Linked DNA regions of Homo sapiens: region 2 is linked to region 1. Evidence: chromatin loops called from intact Hi-C (ENCODE). Cell type or tissue: endothelial cell of umbilical vein. All regions are shown on one strand. Links, peaks and the distances in the headings refer to the core of each region. The heading gives the core; the rest is flanking DNA. Region 1 overlaps CWC27 (CWC27 spliceosome associated cyclophilin). Region 2 has its middle 91 kb from the start of RNF180.

What was found. Peaks named below come from ENCODE experiments on the same cell type or tissue, not always from the same donor. Only the 100,000 strongest peaks of a DNase experiment are listed, where the experiment ranks them.
Region 2: a loop joins it to region 1, with 10 times the contacts of the local background. A loop is called at or near these places in 7 of 110 quality-filtered maps.

What each region holds. Positions count from the first base shown.
Region 1 is chr5:64,780,611-64,790,617 of GRCh38, reverse strand. CWC27 (CWC27 spliceosome associated cyclophilin) reads right to left here. Exons shown (of 14, transcript NM_005869.4): 3 at 8,585-8,697; 4 at 6,639-6,782; 5 at 5,039-5,137; 6 at 3,991-4,094; 7 at 1,598-1,667. Among named protein-coding and RNA genes, the nearest start is that of CWC27, 17 kb to the right of the region's middle. In endothelial cell of umbilical vein, for the core only: a CTCF peak has its summit at 5,999 (motif pointing right); a DNase peak (open chromatin) is centred at 6,027.
Region 2 is chr5:64,070,118-64,080,124 of GRCh38, reverse strand. No RefSeq gene overlaps it. Among named protein-coding and RNA genes, the nearest start is that of RNF180, 91 kb to the left of the region's middle. In endothelial cell of umbilical vein, for the core only: a CTCF peak has its summit at 5,400 (motif pointing left); a DNase peak (open chromatin) is centred at 5,384.

The sequences.
Region 1 (10,007 bases), core at 1,091-9,090:
ACTTTAAGGAGAGAGCATACTCCTGGCAAAAGGAAAAACAGGGGTGGGGGAACTGTGAGGAAAGTATGGGTATGCAAGGAAACTTGACATCTTTAGAAAACATCAATGAAAAGGAACCCTGGCAATTTCTAGATCTAACATTCATGGTTTTGTCCATTCACAAACATAACCACAGAATCATGACACATAGTAAATCATTTTGATGAGGCATAAATTTGAATCATAAACAATGCAAGACTAGTGCACTGACATCTAAAGAAGATGACTCTTCAGATATTGAGGTGACAGAGTGATTGGTGACGTTAAGGAATTGGGAAATGAAGTTTTTGTAAAAAAATGAATTTAGTTTTGACATCTAGAGACCTTTCCTAAAGCAACTCTGAACAAGGGATAAGAGCCCAGGAGAAATATTTGGCCTTATCTCCTAGAGTTTAGAATGTTGGTGTACAGGTAAATGGAAATTGAATCCATGGCATCAAATACATCACTCAAGGATACAATAAAAAGCAACAAAAAGTTATGACCAAAATATTTCATATACACACCATTTTAATTACATTTTAATGCAAGGGGTATTAAGTAGAGTGCTTACTAGGCGTCCAACATTAGCCTGCAAAACCGTGCTCACTAATAAGGGAACATATGGCTAAAGAAGTAAAAACAAGAATAATAATAATATGCTTTTAATTCAATGTTATTGTTAGAGTTGGTAAGAAATAGATAATTATGTTAAGCAAGTAAGGCTTATAGGTTATAAAGTTTTAATTACAACAATAAAGACTATAAACCTAATCCTTTAGTTCTCAGTATTCACTAATTTTCAAAAAAGAAAGGCATATCAGAACCTTTAGGAGTAGAAACCCTTGAAGACAGTTTTCTTGTAGTATACACACCAGAATTACTGCTCTAAACAATGGCATGACACCGTGTTTCAGTAATGCGTATTATGATGCAAGCAATATTGAAGAAAACCACATGTAAAGGCCTACAGGAAGGACTAGCAGAATAAAAAGGCCAGGAGGCACTGCATAATTCAAGGACATGGATTTAATAGTTACAAAGACCTGCGTTCAGTTCCCATCTGTAGCTACTTATTGGTTATGTTACTTTGAGCAAATTATAAACTATAGCTGAATGTATTCATGAGTAAAATGAGGATGATAATAATATCACCCATCTCAAAGGGCTGTAATGAGAATTAATGAAATAAACAAAATATATATAAATAACATTAAAATGAATATAAGAGTTTTGGTCTGTGACTGTTTATATCAGTAATGATAATAATCATTATCATCTAACATACTACCTGAAAAAATAGCAGTTAGGATCTGAATCATAAAGTCCAACCATTCAAAAAACTGCAAGTCTAGTTCAAACTGATTTTTTTAAAATGCCAACATTAAAAATAAATAGGATAATCTCAAAAGTTGCAAATATTACTGACCACAAATCAATTTACAAATTCAATGAACACTTACTGAGCCTGCCCCATGTAAAACATGCTGTGCCAGATATAGCAGGAGATACAATAGTGAGTAAGATATAGACCCCAATCTCTTTTGTAAGTTAGAACAAAGGGCAAATTAGAGATTACCTGACTAACTCGATTTACTTCCTCCTCTTCTTCCTCAGCTTCCTCTCCAAATGAAAGTAAACTAAAATTTCTAGTCCAAAAAAAAGAAAGAAAAAAAAAAAGAAAGAGAAAGTCAAATCAAACTTATAAATACCTTATTTTCAGAGCAAGAGAACAGAATTTACAAGAAGAAATACATTCTGACTGTTCTAAAAAAGACCATATTACTCAGTATTCAGCAGAAGTATTCTAACGATCTGTATTTTCAGTATGATGTTAAAGCTTTTGCCTCACAGCACCAATGTTTCCTATATTATACTAACTTTTAATGACCAAAAATCCCTTCTGAGCATTACCATTAAATTTACTGAGTAAAGCATGACAGAAATAATTAAGCTTTTTTATATTTATCAAAACTGGTAGCAAAATGGGGGTTTCTGAAAAATAATAAGTATATATCCCTGAGTGCTACAAATGGGAAGCAATTAATCTAGTATTTGGCAAAATATTTTTTAATATTTTAAAATTAATATGTATACAAAATTGTCAGACAAAAAAATATGAGCAATGAACAACTAAAATAGCCCACAAGGAGAAAAAACTAGGTTTGTCTCCTCTGATTCATCAAACAAAAGTAATCTCAAGTAAGATAAACAAGTTACTAAAACTGTCTCTCAAATAGAAAAATTAAAGATGTGGCAGTGAAACAGATTTTTTTTTTTCCCAAAGCCTAGAAGCAAGCAACGACCAACATATCATCCCCAATATATTTGCTGGAAACAAAAACAAAGCAAAACACACCAAAAAAAGACTTTAGAGTTTATTGTTAAGATAAATCATAGTGATGACGCACTGCATATGAATACAGTGACAGTGACCTTTCATCCAGAGATAGATTAATCAAAATAAGCTGATCAAAGAATTTTTAAAAATCAAATAAATAATTCCAATAAGCAGTTATTTTGCCACAAGGAATTAACTGCTTATTAAAGTGTCTGGCTCATATCTGACACTTTATAAAACAATTTAACTTTGTATTTGTAGGATATCAAGGAAAAAGACTAATAGGTATTGAATGCCTATACTACTGGGTGTTTTAACATACCTCTTCTCATTTAATCCTCATAACAACCAGGAGTTGAACTTATTCTAATCTCCATTTTATAGGAAGAGGTAACTGAAGCTTAGAAAGTTTAATCAACTTTGCCTTTTATTAACTAGGTTTGGCAGGATTATATCTAGAATTGATCAAATCTAACAATTATACTTACAATAAAATCTCTAATAAGGATCCTACGATTCAGTAAAAGAGTACGTTGAAATCTAACTCTGCAGTATATACAGACAGTATTAATAATGTAGAATATTGTCCAAAATACTGAAATTTATTTTTTCATTCCTATTTTTTGGAAAATTATCTTCTGGAAATAAACCAGAATACTGAATGAAACAGCTTTATATTTTAAAATATTTATAATAATATTATTTTTAATAGCAACATAAAAGGAGTAAAAAGTTAAATACAAGTTAAATTGCATAATGCAATCATGCAGTCATTAAAAATATTCTTTATACTTTACTTTCTATTTATACTGAGTGAGCACATATTAATTTTAAAATAAGCAACAAACAAGTTTCTCAACAACTCATTTATATAAATAATTGTTACAGGGATCATAAAATATGTATCTATTTATTAACACAGATTTCATGTGAACAACTGAGATGACATGTTTGTAGCTTAAGTTTAAGATATACTGCACCTGAATACAAGAGTTGCTCATTTAGGAAAACAAACAAACAAACAAACAAACAAAACCACTAATATGGTTTGGCTCTGTGTCCCCACCCAAATCTCATCTCGAGTAATTCCCACAATCCCCATGTGTTTTATGGGAGGGACCCTAGTGGGAGGTGACTGGATTATAGGGTGGTGTCCCCAAAGCTGTTCTCATGATACTGAGTGAGTTCTCATAAGATCTGATGGTTTTATAAGTGTTTGACAGTTCCTCCTTCCCACTCGCTCTCTCCCCTGCTGCCTTGTGAAGAAGGTGACTGCTTCGCCTTCCTCCACGATTGAAGCTTCCTGAGGCCTCCCTAGCCATGTGAAATTGTGAGTCAATTAAACCTGTTTCCTTTATGAATTACCCTGTCTCAGGTATATCTTTATAGCAGTGTGAAAACGGACTAATACAACCACACACTCATAATTCCAATATCTCTCAGTCTCAGGCATGTCTTTATAGCAGTGTAAAAATGAACTAATACAACCACACACTCATAATTCCAATATCTCTCTGGTTCAAACTGGCCTCTCCTTTGCTAGTAAACAATTACTATAAAAGGAAATATAGTAAACTAAATGAATGAGTGTCATTTTTCAAGCTGAAGAAAAATCTCTCCACTATGATTACTTTGTGCCTTTGGGTTTCAATTTCTTTACTTCCTCCTCTGGTTTCTCTTTTTTCAGCCTTTTAATTTCCCTTGGAATGATGTCATCAAAAGGATTAAACAAAACCTATGAAAAAAAATATTTCGAAAACATTATTCCATTTTTAACATTTCACAAAAAATCAAACCCCGTATGTAATTCCAGTGGTATAGTGTCTATATTTTTCCCCACATAAACATTATTAGTATAGTGATATATATTTACTACACAACATGCTTCCACTTACACGGCCTCACTGGATTCTCTCAATAATCCTATGTGCTATTAAGTAAGGGATATTTTATCCCCATTTTACAAAAGGGAAAAATATTTAAGAAAATGTAAATGATACACAGTAAACAAGATCAACTCAGATGCTTTGATTCCAAATCAAGTATTCTTGCTTCCTCAATGAAGGGTCATTCTTTTTTTTTTTTTTTTTTTTTGAGATGGAGTCTTGCTCTGTCGCCCAGGCTGGAGTGCAGTGGCGTGATCTTGGCTCACTGCAACCTCTGCCTCCCAGGTTCAAGTGATTATCCTGCCTCAGCCTCCTGAGTAGCTGGGACTACAGGCGTATGCCACCATGCCCAGCTATTTTTTTTGTATTTTTAGTAGACACAGGGTTTCACTGTGTTAGTCAGGATGGTCTCCATCTCCTGACCTCATGATCCACCCACCTCAGCATCCCAAAGTGCTGAGATTACAGGTGTGAGCCACCGTGCCCAGCAGATTACTCTTAAATTACCTATGAAGTCACTACTTTGGGCTAAATAAACCTAATTCCTTTAACTTTCCATTATGAGGTAAGCTTTTCAGTCATTGGATTATCAGATAAAGTTTCATCTTTGAATTAAAATCTTTAATTAAAAAAATTCTTAACTAGAAACGGTGCCCAAATAAATTAGAGATAAAATTTGAGTTGTGATGTTAACATAGTATAAAGCCTTAATCCAATAGTTTAAAAATACTAAGAATCAATTCCTCTTAAACGACAATGTAAGTGCTGTATCTCGTAATAATCATGCTCCTACCTCACAGCTTTTTATTTTGTGTGGATTATGTGGTCTTTCGTCATCATCAATGTCTACTTCTGACAGTCGCAACATGTTATATACTGTATCCCCTGTAACCTATCAAATTAAAAATATAATGTAATTGAAAATTATTGCACTCATCCTTTGAATTAAGAGAAAACCTTTGAAAACATCTTTCAAATAATTAAAAGAAAATTTCATGTGATTACATAAAAATATATGCATTTAATAATGCAAATAAAGCAACTTTATCTTAAAGGAGAAAAGCATGGATGGAGTTCAATCCCCCAATAAGTTTTTTGGAAATTTCCAATATATATTTAATGTAAGTTTTTATTAATAATATAATGCCAAATAATCTCCTACTGAATGACAACTTTTCATTCAAACATCATAAACAAATTTAAACTTTGGAATAGGATAAAATAAGCAAATAACAATAACAATGTGGTAAATGCTTTAGAGACATTATCTCATTTAATCCTCACAAACAACCTAAAAGTAGGAACTAATATTATCCTTCTACAGATAAGAAAAATGAGGATCAAAGAAGGTATAAAACCAACAGTGATGGCCTTTCTAACTTCTAACTATGCTACACATTGTCTCTGATGTGTTAGTTATATAACCCAATTGTAAAAACTGATGCAGAATGGCAACTTAAATCTCATTTTATTACACACTCTTATTTTTAAGGAATAAATGGAGGGAATCTATAAACATCAGACAGGCTGTGCTGGAGTGGCTCAAAAGAATGTGCCAATGCATATTTCCTAACCCACTGTTATTAATAAGTATTAACCAACAACATTGCAACATATAGTTTTAGTGTGATTCCTTTCATTCAGTGTTTTTCAAGAGTTTTAAAACAACACCAGCTTTCCAATTGTACTGAATTTGTTTTTTTCCCTTTCATCACCACAAAAATCCAGTTTTGCCCAGTATATGGGGAAACCATTCTTACTGAACCAGCAGAGGGCGCTGATGCACTAGTGATGTCCGATATGCCTAAGACTTAAAACATATAGAAACATATTTATGAGAATGGAGAAGAGTGAGAGAAGAAAACCTTCAGAATCCCTTTTTAAAGGGAATTGTTAAAAATTCTATAGAAAGGACGTTCCCTAATATGACATTAAATGTGAGCAGGATTAAATAGGTACTATTCAAAGTAATATTTACAGTAAGAAGTTTCAATGTCAACACAAATTCCACTTTAAACTTAAGAAAATCCATCATTAAGAAAATAAACTGTAAACTACTAAATATTATTACCTAAATGTCCTTCCAAAAGTGTAAAATCAATATTGGCTAAGTGGCACATTTTAGCTCATACCATTACTATGATTTTAAAGAAGGAATACACTAAAGTCACAACTAATGACTGAATTGAAAGATCCAAAAAGAACTTAGATGCTCCCTCATAGTGCACTATATTAGGAATATATTCCATCATTTTTGAAAATAATAAACATATCCTATGGAATGTTTTTACAAAGGTAGCTCTTAGATAAGTTAATCATATGTATCTTAGAAGTCTAAGGAATAACATAAAACCAAAAACTGAACCACAGGTTTAAAATCACTGGACACTAACCTTTCCAAAGATGGTATGCTTATTGTTAAGTTCATCTGCTCGACCCAGTGTGAAGAAAAACTGGCTGCCATTATCATGAGAACCAGCATTTGCCATGGCAACCAGTCCTCTCCGATTAAAACGCAACCGTGAATGAAATTCATCCTGAAATGTAAAAAGATTTAGTGAATGTCCTCAGTTATAAGACCCTTCATATGCAGTTATTCAACTTGACCTGCAAGGTCCCATACAACTTCTAATAAAAAATGCAGACATTTTACTTAATTGATTTTCAAGTATTTACTATTCTTTCAATGTTATTAAACTTGAATTCACTAGACTGTATCTTCTAAATATACTCAGACAGAAATATACCCTATTTTGTAGAAAGCTGCTTAGTTACATCTAAAGGAAGAGTACCCAAGGGGGAATGGATTTCTAAGTCATTTCCCTATTCTCATCCCAAAGTCAGCTATGCTTTTGAAATCTTCTATTATTTCTCCCAGAAAACTACCTTTGAGCCATTGCAGAGTATTCAATTATTACTCCTTCCCATCTCATTCTAAATGTCATTAAACAATTGCTTTGTTCTTGTTTTTTAATTCAAATAATCTACTATGATTGTGTTATGTAATTTTACCATGTCTTTTTAAAGTCCTAAGTTGAATCTTCTCTGAAATGGCACTGATTCTATTTGCCAGTTTTCAAAAGAGCAGGAACAAGCCTTTCTAAGGTGGTTTTCTCACCATGACAGGGCTACTTAACAAATATATTAGTCTCTTAGTTAACAGAATTTCCATCCAGCCTGATACAGAACTCATTTATAAATGTAGTCATGTTATATCATAAATGCTTTTCACAAAGGAAGATATTTTTCCTTAATAAATAATTCTCAAGAGATCTGAACTCAATGGATCATAACTCTGTATACTGTATTCAAAATGACCTAATTGAAAAATGTAACAAGATAACTGTATTACCTGAAAATAATGAAGCAAAAATCTCAAATTAGGAAGGAATTGTCAAAAACAGCTATTCTGTCACACCAAATAAAAGAATAAAAGAATGCTTCCGACTAGACGGAGTATCTAAAATCATGAGAAGTCTTACCATGGTAAAATATAAAATAGTCTAAAAGTGACATCTGAGACTTTTAAAATAACTATTCCACATTTCTAAGGCCATTATCATCTGGAAATTAAAGCTAACAGTTCAAGTATTTTCTTCAAGAATCACACAATGACTCATTAAAAGATGAAAGGAAAATGCAATCTATTCCCTTAATATAAAAACGAATTTTTCAAAAACTCCCATATTTTAAGAGATACCAATATTTACTCATTCAAAGAACATGATATTGGTGCCATCAAATTAATAACAAACACAACTTTTAGCTTTTACTTGAACCTGCTGTTGTTATTATCTTCACTATGACATTAACTCCTTTTCTTCTTAGATCTATGTTGGCAGTTAAGAAATCACTGACCTGTTCTTGATTAATGCATCTTTTACAGACAATTTATTTATTTATTTATTTATTTATTTATTTATTTGAGACGGAGTCTCGCTCTGTCGCCCAGGCTGGAGTGCATTGGTGCGATCTCCGCTCACTGCAACCTCCACCTCCCAGGTTCAGGCAATTCTCCTGCCTCAGCCTCCTGAGTAGCTGGGAATACAGGCGTGTGCCACCATGCCTGGCTAATTTTTGTAATTTTAGTAGAGATGAGGTTTCACCATGTTGGCCAGGCTGGTCTCAAACTCCCGACCTCAAGTGATCCGCCCCCCTCGGCTTCCCAAAGTGCTGGAATTACAGGCATGAGCTACTGCACCCAGCCTGATGTTTATATACTAATGTGAAACGTTTTTTCCTCTTGTGGAACACAATCATTTTCGATTAAGCAATCCAAACTGACTTGGAAATAATAATAACAACAAAAATAATAATAAAAATAATAATTCAGTCTTACTTTGAATGGCGCTCCATAGATAGACTCTCCACCACTCCCTGTGCCAGTAGGATCTCCGCCTTGGACTATGAAACCAGGCACAACTCTATGAAAAATGGTATTGTCATAATAAGCTGAAAAAAAAATAAAAATAATTTATCAATGTCTAAAATTAATCATCTCTACAGTTACCAAAATTAATACAGCTAGAGTCAAAAGATTTATTTTCCAGAATGTTAAATACGCTCCCCAGCCAAAACCTTTTGTATCCTCCTTCTTATAAAATAGTTACTTCTCAGAACAGCACACATTTCTACAGAAACCATCACTGTTGACTTCTTGTTTTTATTTCTAGGATTCTCTCAAACTCTGGACTGGTCTTCAAAACAGAAATTAGAGAGTTCTGATAGGGAGGAGAAGCAATATTGTGCCCCAGGGGACATTTGTCAATTTCTGAAAATATTTTTGGTTATCACAAATGGGGGATACTACTGGCATCCAGTGAGTAGGGGGCAGGGATACTGCTAAACACCCTATACTGCAAAAGACAGTTCCCACAACAGAGAATTACCAGCCCAAAATGTCAACTGTATGGAGACTGAGAAACCCTGGCAAAGATAAATACCTTATTTCCCACTGCTTCCTCTTTTCCTCACAGGAAATTAATTTATTAACACACAAACTCATAATATATCAAAATTACTTATTAGTTATAGGTCTAGAACCATCAATACACCCTCCTCAAGAAACTTTGAATAAATAAAACAAATAACACAATACATACTTGAGTCCAATTAGCTCAGTTTGCTAAATGATTGAAATAAATTATTAATATTTATATGTAATTCAAAAATATACAATTGGAGTATATAATTTAGAACTCATAAATATACAGGAGAGACTGTATATGACCTCCTATACTATATATTATCTGGAACCTAAAATCATTAGGATACTTCATAGAAGAAAAGGAAGTTAACTTGGGAATGGCAGAAGCATGGCATCTCAGTGAGGCAAAGTATAAGCGACAAATTGAGTGGGAAGCAGGAATTAGAATTTGCCTGAATAAGAGAATTTACATTAAGAAGTAGCAATAATGACCAACATGCATAACAAAAGATGCTCAATATTATTAGTCATTAGAGAAATGCAAATCAAAACCACAATCAGATACTACTTCACACCCACTAGAATGGCTAACATCAAAAACCTTAAAAGAATAAGTGTTGGTAAGGATGTGATGAAACTGGAACCCTTTTACATTGCTGGTGGGAATATAAAATAGTGTAAAAAGTTAAACACAGAATTAGCATGTAATCCAGCAATTATGATTCCGGTGTGTGTGTGTGTGTGTGCGCGCGTGTGCGCGTGTGTATACAAGTGATATATATGTTTATATATTAATATATAATTTATAAGTGTAAATATATATAGTTCACATAAA
Region 2 (10,007 bases), core at 932-8,931, 710 kb after region 1:
GTTGAGCCACACACAGAAAGAAAATATGCACATTACATATCTCTGACAAAGGACTTGTATCTGCCATATACAAATAATCCTTAGCATTCAATAATAATAATACAAACAGCCTCAATAAAAAATAGGCAAAGGACTTTAACAGACCCTTCACAATGAAAGAATACCAATGGTCAGTAAGCAAATTAAAATATGATCAATATCACTAATCATAAAGAAAATATAAATTCAAAGAAAAATGAGATATTGCAACAAACCCTTAAGAATGAATACATTTAAAAAGGGTCACAATTCCAAGTATTGATGAAGATATGGAACAACTTGAATTCTCAAACATACTGGATGAAAATGTTAAATGATACAACTGTTTGGGGAAAATGTCTCACAATTTGATATGATACCAGATAAACACCTAAACTATGGCATAATAATTCTAATCCTAGTTCAAAAGAAATGAAATCATATGTCCAAAAAAGGATTTGTATCAGAGTATTGGCAGCAGTTTTATTCATAATAGCTAAAAACTGGAAATAACACAAATGTTCAATTGGAAAATGGGAAAATAAATTGTGGTGTATTCATAAAACAGTTTACTATTGATATATGCTCTAACATGGGTGAATCTTAAAAATATCAATTCATCTCTACTAAAAAATACAAAAATTAGCCGGGCATGGTGGTGTGCGCCTGTAGTCCCAGCTACTCGGGAGGCTGAGGCAGAGGAATCACTTGAACCCGGGAGGCGGAGGTTGCAGTGAGCCGAGATTGCGCCACTGCACTCCAGTCTGGGCAACAGAGTGAGACTCTTATCTCAAAAAAAAAAAAAAAAAAAAAAAAAAAATTCAGGCAAAAGAAGGCAGACAAAAAACAGTTCAAACTGTATCATTTCATTTACATGTACTTCTCTAACAGTAAACTAAAGTCCAGTGATAGAAATTAGAAAGATGGTTATCACTGGAGATGGTGATTCAGGGACGAGGCACGAAGTGATTTTTGGGATGATGAATTGTTTTATTCTATATCTTGTATTTGTCCAAACTCATTTTTCTGTGTGTACATCATATGTCAAATTTTAAAAAATGAAAGAAATTGAAGTAACAATAGAAATTGTTATTGTTATTATTTTTGAGACAGGGTCTCACTGTTGCCTAGGCTGGAGCGCACTGGTGCTATCATGGCTCATGGCAGACTCAACTTCCTGGGCTCCAGTGATCTTCCCACCTCAGGCTCCTTGGTAGCTGGGACTACAAGGTCATACTACCATGCCTGGCTAGTTTTTGTTTTTTTGGTAGAGATGGGGTTTTGCCATGTTGCCCAGGTTGGTTTCAAACTCTTGAGCTCAAGCGATCTGCCCACCTCAGCCTCGCAAAGTTCTGAGATTACAGGTGTGAGCCACTGCATCTGAGCATAAAATTATTTTGTAAGAGTAATGTGGGGCCGGGCACGGTGGCTCACGCCTGTAATCCCAGCACTTTGGGAGGCCAAGGCGGGCGGATCACAAGGTCAGAAATTCGAAACCAGCCTGGCCAATATGATGAAACCTGGTCTCTATTAAAAATACAAAAATTAGCTGGGAGTGGTGGCGCTCGAGCCTATAGTCCCAGCTACTCCGGAGGCTTGAGGTAGAAGAATCCCTTGAAGCCGGGAGGCGGAGGTTGCAGTGAGCCGAGGTCACGTCACTGCACTCCAGCCTGGGCGACAGAGCAAGACTACATCTCAAAAAAAAAAAAAAAAAAAAAAAAAGAAGAAAAAAACAACCAAACAAAAACAAAAAAAAAAAGAGTGTTTGTGGGAATTAAATGAACTAAAACATGTATATGTAAAACGCTCACAATAGTCCCTGACAAATAACATGTAACATGTAAGCTTTAGAAATTTCTTTTTTTTTTTTTTTTTTAGACGGAGTTTTGCTCTGTCGCCCAGGCTGGGGTGCAGTGGCGCGGTCTAGGCTCACTGCAAGCTCCGCCTCCCGGGTTCACGCCATTCTTCGGCCTTAGCCTCCCAAGTAGCTGGAACTGCAGGCGCCCGCCACTGCGCCCGGCTAATTTTTTTTTGTATTTTTAGTAGAGACGGGGGTTTCACCTTGTTAGCCAGGATGGTCTCTATCTCCTGACCTCGTGATCCGCCCGCCTCGGCCTCCCAAAGTGCTGGGATTACAGGCGTGAGCCAACTCGCCCGGCCAGAAATTACTATTATAATTTATGTTTTCCTTTCTAATGCTCCATTCATTTACTGTACTACTATGTGGTCCTGCACAAATATTCAAACCACAAGATCTATTTCAGAATGTTAGAAATAATGCCTCACATTGCATAACATGAAACTTTTCCGGGCATTATTCAGTTCTGATGTTAAAAAGGCACTGCAGCTGTTTCTACTCATGGAAACCTCTCCACACTCTGTAATTTCTCCATCGGTGGTTTCCCGACCAGCTGACTTCTAAATGGTTGCAAGTTTTCCTTTCCGTTCAATTATCTAGTATTTAAGATACAAGTAGTTAATCCCTCGATCAAATGATGTAGAATTAGACTACTCTGATTGTTACCTCCCCTCAAGGGATTATAAACTTCCACGGAATATAACATTTAAAGCACATTTAAACAGAACATAAGGTGGTTTAGAAAATGATTTTGTGGTAATATCCTCAAAATCCATAGTCCAAAGCACTCATCTGATGAAATTGAGGCAAAGAAATAATCTTTTGCCTGAATTCTGTAGGAACTTGCTTTATCTATACGGTGCGTAAGTGCGAATGCTTCAGCTAAATCGTAGGGTGAAAATACCAGGGAACTGCCTTCTTCAGGTGACAAATAGAAGCCAAACATTGTAGTTTTGGTGAGATTGAATATAAGGGGTAATTTATCTTTTAAAAGGAATTTCGTTTTTTACCCTTCTGGTTTGGAAAGAAAACATTCATTGACAGATGCCAAAGAGTGAAATGTAAATGGTAAAATCACAGGCTTTAAGATAACTTGTTTTAAACCTGTCTTTGACACTGAGAGTCAGCATGAACTTAACATCATTACTCAGGTCTTAACGGTTTTCATAGAGGCTTCAAAGTAGGAAACAGTATCTCCTGTACAAAGTGTGGGTACAATTTCTGAGACAGGGCTTACAATGTAGACAGTAGCTCAGAATAAAGATCACAGGAGACTAAAAGACCAAAATAACTTCTTAGATAAGAAAAAAAATAAAGCCATATTCAAACACTGATTTGCTTTGATATATTAATTCTACCTTCTTTGAAAACTAGATGTAATAAAATATGCCCCGGTTGGCTGGCAGCAGCCTCATTACCCCAATTTCACGTAATTGCTATGTTTGATCAAGCAAGGCTGAACAACGGCTGGCCCAGATATTAGTCTGTGCTCCCATTTCAGATAGAGAAGTTTGCAGGGTGCACAAGCAATGTTTTTCTCCACTGCCTGTAATATGGACATTCCATACTCTGTGTATGGTCAAAGAACTTTTAATGTTAGACACCATATCAGATAAGCCATGCTATGAAAGGCTGTCAAGAGACAAAGTTAGCAAGGTTTTCAACTGCTGTACCTTTTAGCGCTTGGCATTGCTCTTCTTATAAAAACAGTATTTAGTTTAAAAACTTATTTTTATTTTATTTTATTTTTTAAAATTTGAGACAGAGTTTTACACTGTCAGCCAGGCTGGAGCGCAGTAGCACGATCTCCACTCACTGCAACCTCCGCCTCCTGGTTCAAGCAATTCTCCTGCCTCAGCCTCCTGAGTAGCTGGGATTACAGGCACCTGCCACCATGCCCGGCTAATTTTTTTTGTATTTTCAGTAGAGACAGGGTTTTACTATGTTGGCCAGGCTGGCCTTGAACTCCTGACCTCAAGATCCGCCTGCCTCGGCCTCCCAAAAAAAAACTTATTTCTTAATAGACCCCAATGGTTGAATGAAATCCTCTGTCTTTTTACTTTTCCTAGGATTACATTTTCTGTGCAATCTCCTAATGAGAAGGCCTGAGGTCTATAAGATGAGAAAGAGCCAATTCTTAAGAAAATCAGGTTTAGAAGTATTAAACAGGAGATGATTATTGTGCCCTTAAAATAAAGGGGGACAGTAGAAAGTTAATCCATAAAATAAATTTGATTTTACAAAATGTATGTGTACATGTTTATATTCACTAAAAAGTCTTAGTTTTTTTTTTTTGTCTTTAGAATGCTTTTGCTGGTAGTTGCCTTTTCATACACAAAATAATTTCAGGCAATAATTTACTAGGCCTATTTATCATTAAATTAGGGTAGTTCCAGAAATCCTTCCCTCAAAATGTTACACAAAATTGGCACATTCAAAATATTACTTGTAAACCCAGAAACTGATTTCAGAAAAATATCAATCTATAAGCCCCTAAACACCCACCCATCCAACCAATCAACAAACCAATGAAATTATGTTTATAAATCAGCCCGTCAAACTCTTAGACAGCCAAGTGCAATTATATTTAACATGAAATTATATAGGAACTATTAGGCAAGGCAACAAACAACTAACAAAACAAAATTAAACAAAAAATCCCTCCTAAACATCCCTGTAGAAGTTTGTTGTTATAGATGCCATACATCTATGAACAATTCTAATCCCACAGATTGGAAACACCAGAATTTACCTTAAAAAATATATATATGTGTGTGTGTGTATATATATATATATTTGATAAGATATATATATTTGATAAGATATATATTTAATAAAATATTTATATTGATATATATATATTTGAGACAGGGTCTTGCTCTGTCGCCCAGGCTGGAGTGCAGTGGCATGATCTTGGCTCACTGCAACATCCACCTCCTGGGTTCAAGCAATTATCCTGCCTCAGCCTCCTGAATAGCTGGGATTTCAGGCATGCATCACCATGCTCAGCTAATTTTTTGTATTTTTAGTAGAGACAGGGTCTCACTATGTTGGCCAGGCTGGTCTCGAACTCCTGGCCTCAAGTGATCTGCCCGCCTCAGCTTCCCAAAGTGCTGGGATTACAGGCGTGAGCCACCAAGCCCAGCCAATACATATTTTATTTTAAAACTAATCTCTGGAAGTACAGTGTGTTTGGGGGTAACTGATTGCATTTGTATCCTCTTAATTTATACATATATTATTAATTATAAAAATGATGTAACCACATTTCCAAAATTTGAGATGAGGGAAACCAAAACACACTAATAATTGTTTCACTCAACTCAATCACTGTATCACATATTTCAAAGAAAAGGAAACCTCTTTTCTTAGGGATAGTGAGGAAGGTCATATTTCCTGGAGCGTACTTGGAGGTATGCTTAGGAGGTACCACCATTGCTGATCTGTTAACATCTCATTCCTGTATGTTGGTGATGACAACAAGTCACTGTTGTGATTGCCGTCCTCTTTTGTAATATCCCCACCTGCTGGTACTTTAGGAGATTGCCCCCAAAAGCCTTTGAAAGCAGGAAACACCATATCAGGTTTATTATTGTTGTTGTTATTGTTATTATTATTATTTTGAGACAGGGTCTTACTCTGTCACCCAGGGTCACTGCAGCCTTGACCTCCTGGGCTCAAGCAGTCCTCCCATCTCAGCCTCCTAAGTATGTGGGACCATAGGCACACACCACCAAGCTCAGCTATATATATATATATATATATATATATATATATATATATATATATATATATATTTTTTTTTTTTTTTTTGTAGAGATGAGATCTATGTTGCCAAGGCAGTTCTCACACTCCTGGGCTCAAGAGATCCTCCTACTTAGGCCTCTCAAACAGCTGGGATTATAGGCGTGAGCCACTGCACCTGGCATGTGTTTTTATTATTAGTTTGAATTGTAGACTATTCCTACTTGATTTCGGATAACACACACCAGACATTTATAGAACCTGATAGCCTTCATTTCATTTTAGGCACTGTTTAGTATCTTATAACCTTCCCTGTACAATTTGGAGACCTGCTTCTGTCACTTTTGGGTGTGGAACATTTTGTCTTTTTTCCTTCCTTGGAATTCAAATTCTTTGAAAGGAAAGTATATACTTCAAAAAATATACTTAATACATAACCTTGACTGACTCATTGGTCCATACAATAATATTTTTACAACATAAAGGAAGCACATATTTAAAAGACAAAAAATTAACAGATGTTGGCAAGGATGCAGAGAAAAGGGAATGCTTACACACTGTTGGTGGGAATGTCAACTAGTACAACCTCTATGGAAAACAGTAGGGGGGTTTCTCAAAGAACTAAAAATAGAACTAGCATTCTATCTAGCAATCCCACTACTGGGTATCTACCTAAAGGAAAAGAAACCATTATATCAAAAAGATACCTGTACTTGTATGTTTATTGCAGCACTATTCATAATAGCAAAGATATGCAATCAACTTGAGTGTCCATCAATGGATGATTGAATTTAAAATGTGGCAGATATCAACAATGGAATACTATTCAGTCATAAAAAAAGAATAAAATCATATCTTTTGCAGCAACGTACATGGAACTGGAGGCCATTATATTAAGTGAAACAACTCAGACACCGAAAGTTAAATACCACGTGTTCTCACTTATAAGTGGGAGCTAAATAATGTGTATACATGGACATAGACTGTGGAATAATACACATTGGACATGAAGGGAGGAAGGGTGGGAGGGGCCTGAGAGATGAGAAATTACTTAATGGCTACAATATGAATTATTCAGGTGATGGTTACACTAAAAGCCCAGACTTTACCCCATGTAATATATCCACGTAACAAAATGGCACCTGTACTCCTTAAATTTATAAAAATACAATAACATGAAATGCAAAAAAGTATAAAGGAAGTACTAAAATTTCAATGCAACATGATAACTGATATACCTCTTTAGAGATAAACATTTGCTATCATTTCTCTGTAACTTGGTTTCCCCCCATGTAAAGGGAGCCACCAAACTTGATCTACCAGCAATCTACAAACTTACTTAGCCTCTTGCAATCAGAACCTAGCTGCTTTTCCTCTTTGCTAAAACTGAAGCTTCTGTTTCTTGGTTTCCCCTCCTTTTCACTATTCAGCCCACAACAATCTGATTTCTATTCCTACTACTCCATTAAAACTGCTCTTGCTAGGGTGACTAGCCAACATTTTCTTGCTAAATCCAATAAACATGCTCAATTCTTATTTAATGGACCTTTTGAAAACAATCTATACTGTGGACCATTCACTTTTTCCTGGAACATTGTGTCTCCAGTTTTCAAGTGCAATATCTTTCTGGGTTTCCTCTTTTCTCTCCGGCACTCTCTTCTTCATGTCTTTTAAGTCTCCTTCTCTGCCAGATGTTCGATTGTTTTTCAGGGATGTCTGACCTCATCCTCCAGCCCTCATACTTTATACATCTTTCCTGGAAATGGCTTCAGTATTCATCCTGATGCCCTAGCCAAAAAGCTGACCTTCATCCTTCCCTTTTCCACACTCTCCCATTCAATTATCAAACCAATTCTATTTTCCAACCCTATTTTCATCTACTCAGTATTTTCTGTCCTTGCTGTTACTTCCTAGTTCCAGCACCAACCTTTTTTGCCTGGATTACTTTTCTCAGGTTTGTTCCCTCTGCCACCCTCAGGATAAAGTCTAAAATCTTTAACACAGTTTACAAAGTTGCAATTAATTTTCAGCCTTAACTCACTATGTCTTCCAGCACACTCTGTGTTCTCACCACTGTGAAATGACATTCCTGTAGTGGGCTATGCACTGTAACCTCTAGTAGCTAAACTATCATTTAGTAGTTGCACATGTTGACCCCTGCACTTAGAATACACTTCCCTTCAATGCGTCCCCATTCACTTGCTTGTCTCTATTTTTTTTTTTTTTTTTTGAGTTTCAGCCTAGATGTTACTTTCTTTAGAGGAAATCTTCCCTAAAAATTTTCACTTCAACCCTCTGCTGTGGCCATTCTCCCATCTCCTACTATTCTTATCCCTGCCATAGCACTGTGTTCTCCACTAGGTTGTAAGCATCCTAAATCAATGAATCTATCTTGTTTATTCTTATATCCTAAGCCTCAATCACAGTGCCTAGCAGTAGAGGGAGGGTACACATTAAATAGTTCTATCCAGTTAAGCTAAACTAGAATACAGTCTTTAAGATAATTTTAAATAGTAACATTATATGATGCTGAACTTATAGAATCATTGTTTTGGGAATATGTTTCTTGAAGATCTTTTCTTTTTCTTATATGAGCTGAAAATGAAGTTAGAACTGTCTTATATAGAGTTTCTAATAAGAATTTTCAAAGCAAGCCACTGAGAATCTTTGTTTCTAGAAACAACTTATATTCCTTGAATGTAAAGAAAATCCATTGATTATGCTTCTCATATGCATTGAAATATGCTGGTAGTTAAGAAACAGATTTACCCATTGTATTCATTTCTTAGGGCTACCATAACAATACCACAAACCAGGTGGCTTAAAATAACAGAAATTTATTCTTTCACAATTCTGGATGCTGGACATTCAAAATCAAGGTGTCAGCAGGGTTAATTTTTCCTGAGGGTTCTAAGAGGGAGAATCTATGTTCCATGGCTTCTGGTGATGGCTAGCAATCCTTGGTGTTGCTTGACTCATAGGAACACCAGTTGACATCATTCCAGTCTCTGCCTCCATCTCCACATGCCATTCTTTCAGTTTTCCTTTCTTTCTTTACACGGCTATCTTCCAATAAAGGCACTAGTGATATTGGATTAGGGGCCCACCCTTCTCCAATATGACCTCATCTTAATTATGCTTGCAATGACCCAATTTCTAAATAAAGACACATGCTGAGGTACTGCGGGTTAGGACTTCAACATATATTTTTGGAGGGACATAATTCAACCTGTAAAACCAATTTTAGGGTACAAATGTTGGGTGAAAAAAATCTGTTTAGCTCTTTCTGTAGGAAAAACTAAAATTATTATTTGACAAAACTTCATTACTTTGGTGACATGGGCAGTCAAACCACAATTAATTTTTAAATCCCAAAAGTAATACATGTCCATTGAAGAAAGTAAGGGGCCAAAGATGAATACACAAAATAACTTTTCTGCCTTGTATCCTATCTCTAGCTCCACTCCTTTGAAATCTTTGCTGTAAACAATATGATTTGTGTCCTTCCCCATCATTCATCATGTCTGGACAAATACACCAAACACATATACAATTGTGGGATGAGTTTCCTTCCTTTTTTTAAACCATAATGGGAATAGTTTATATATCTTACTCTGAAACCTGACTTTTTTTTCAATCTCATGCACTTTTTAGCTGTTGCATGATAATTTATAATATGGAGGTAATGACATTTATTTTACAATGTGCCTGTTAACATTCACATTGTTTTCAGTTTTTGCCACTATGAGCAACCTTGGAATTTCTATGTGTTATCTTCTAACATATTCTTCTATACTGATGTTTTAACTGTTAGAGGTTTTCAAAAGTGAGCATGCTTGCTCAAAGAGTATATATATATATATATGTATAGTTTTAATAGGTTTTTCTATATTGCTTCCCAAAAAGAAAATACATGGCTCTTTAGCCCCATGAGCTATATTGAGAATGTCTGCTGCCTCACCAACATGAAATGATTTTGCATACTTTAATCAAGACTAATCTGCAGGGTAGAAAATACATCTCATTTATTTACCTTTCATCTCCCTGACATCTAGTTTTCAGCTGATGTTTCCTTCTACATGTATTTATTGGCCATTTGAATTTCTTCTTACATGAGTTGTCTGTTTTTAATTCCTTGCTTATTTTTATATGTTGTTGTTTGTGATTTTCTTAAAATTTTGCAGGAGCTTTGGATACTTTAGAAATACTAACCCTGTGTTTCTCACATGTGTTATTTTTTTCAAATCTATTGATCATCTTTAGAGTTTGTCTATGGCCTCTTTTTCCATATAGATTTTCCATTTTCATGGATTCAAATTGTGTAATGCTTACATATCCTTTTCTGCTTAGGAAGCATTTCCCACTCTAAAATTATTTATTTTCTAAA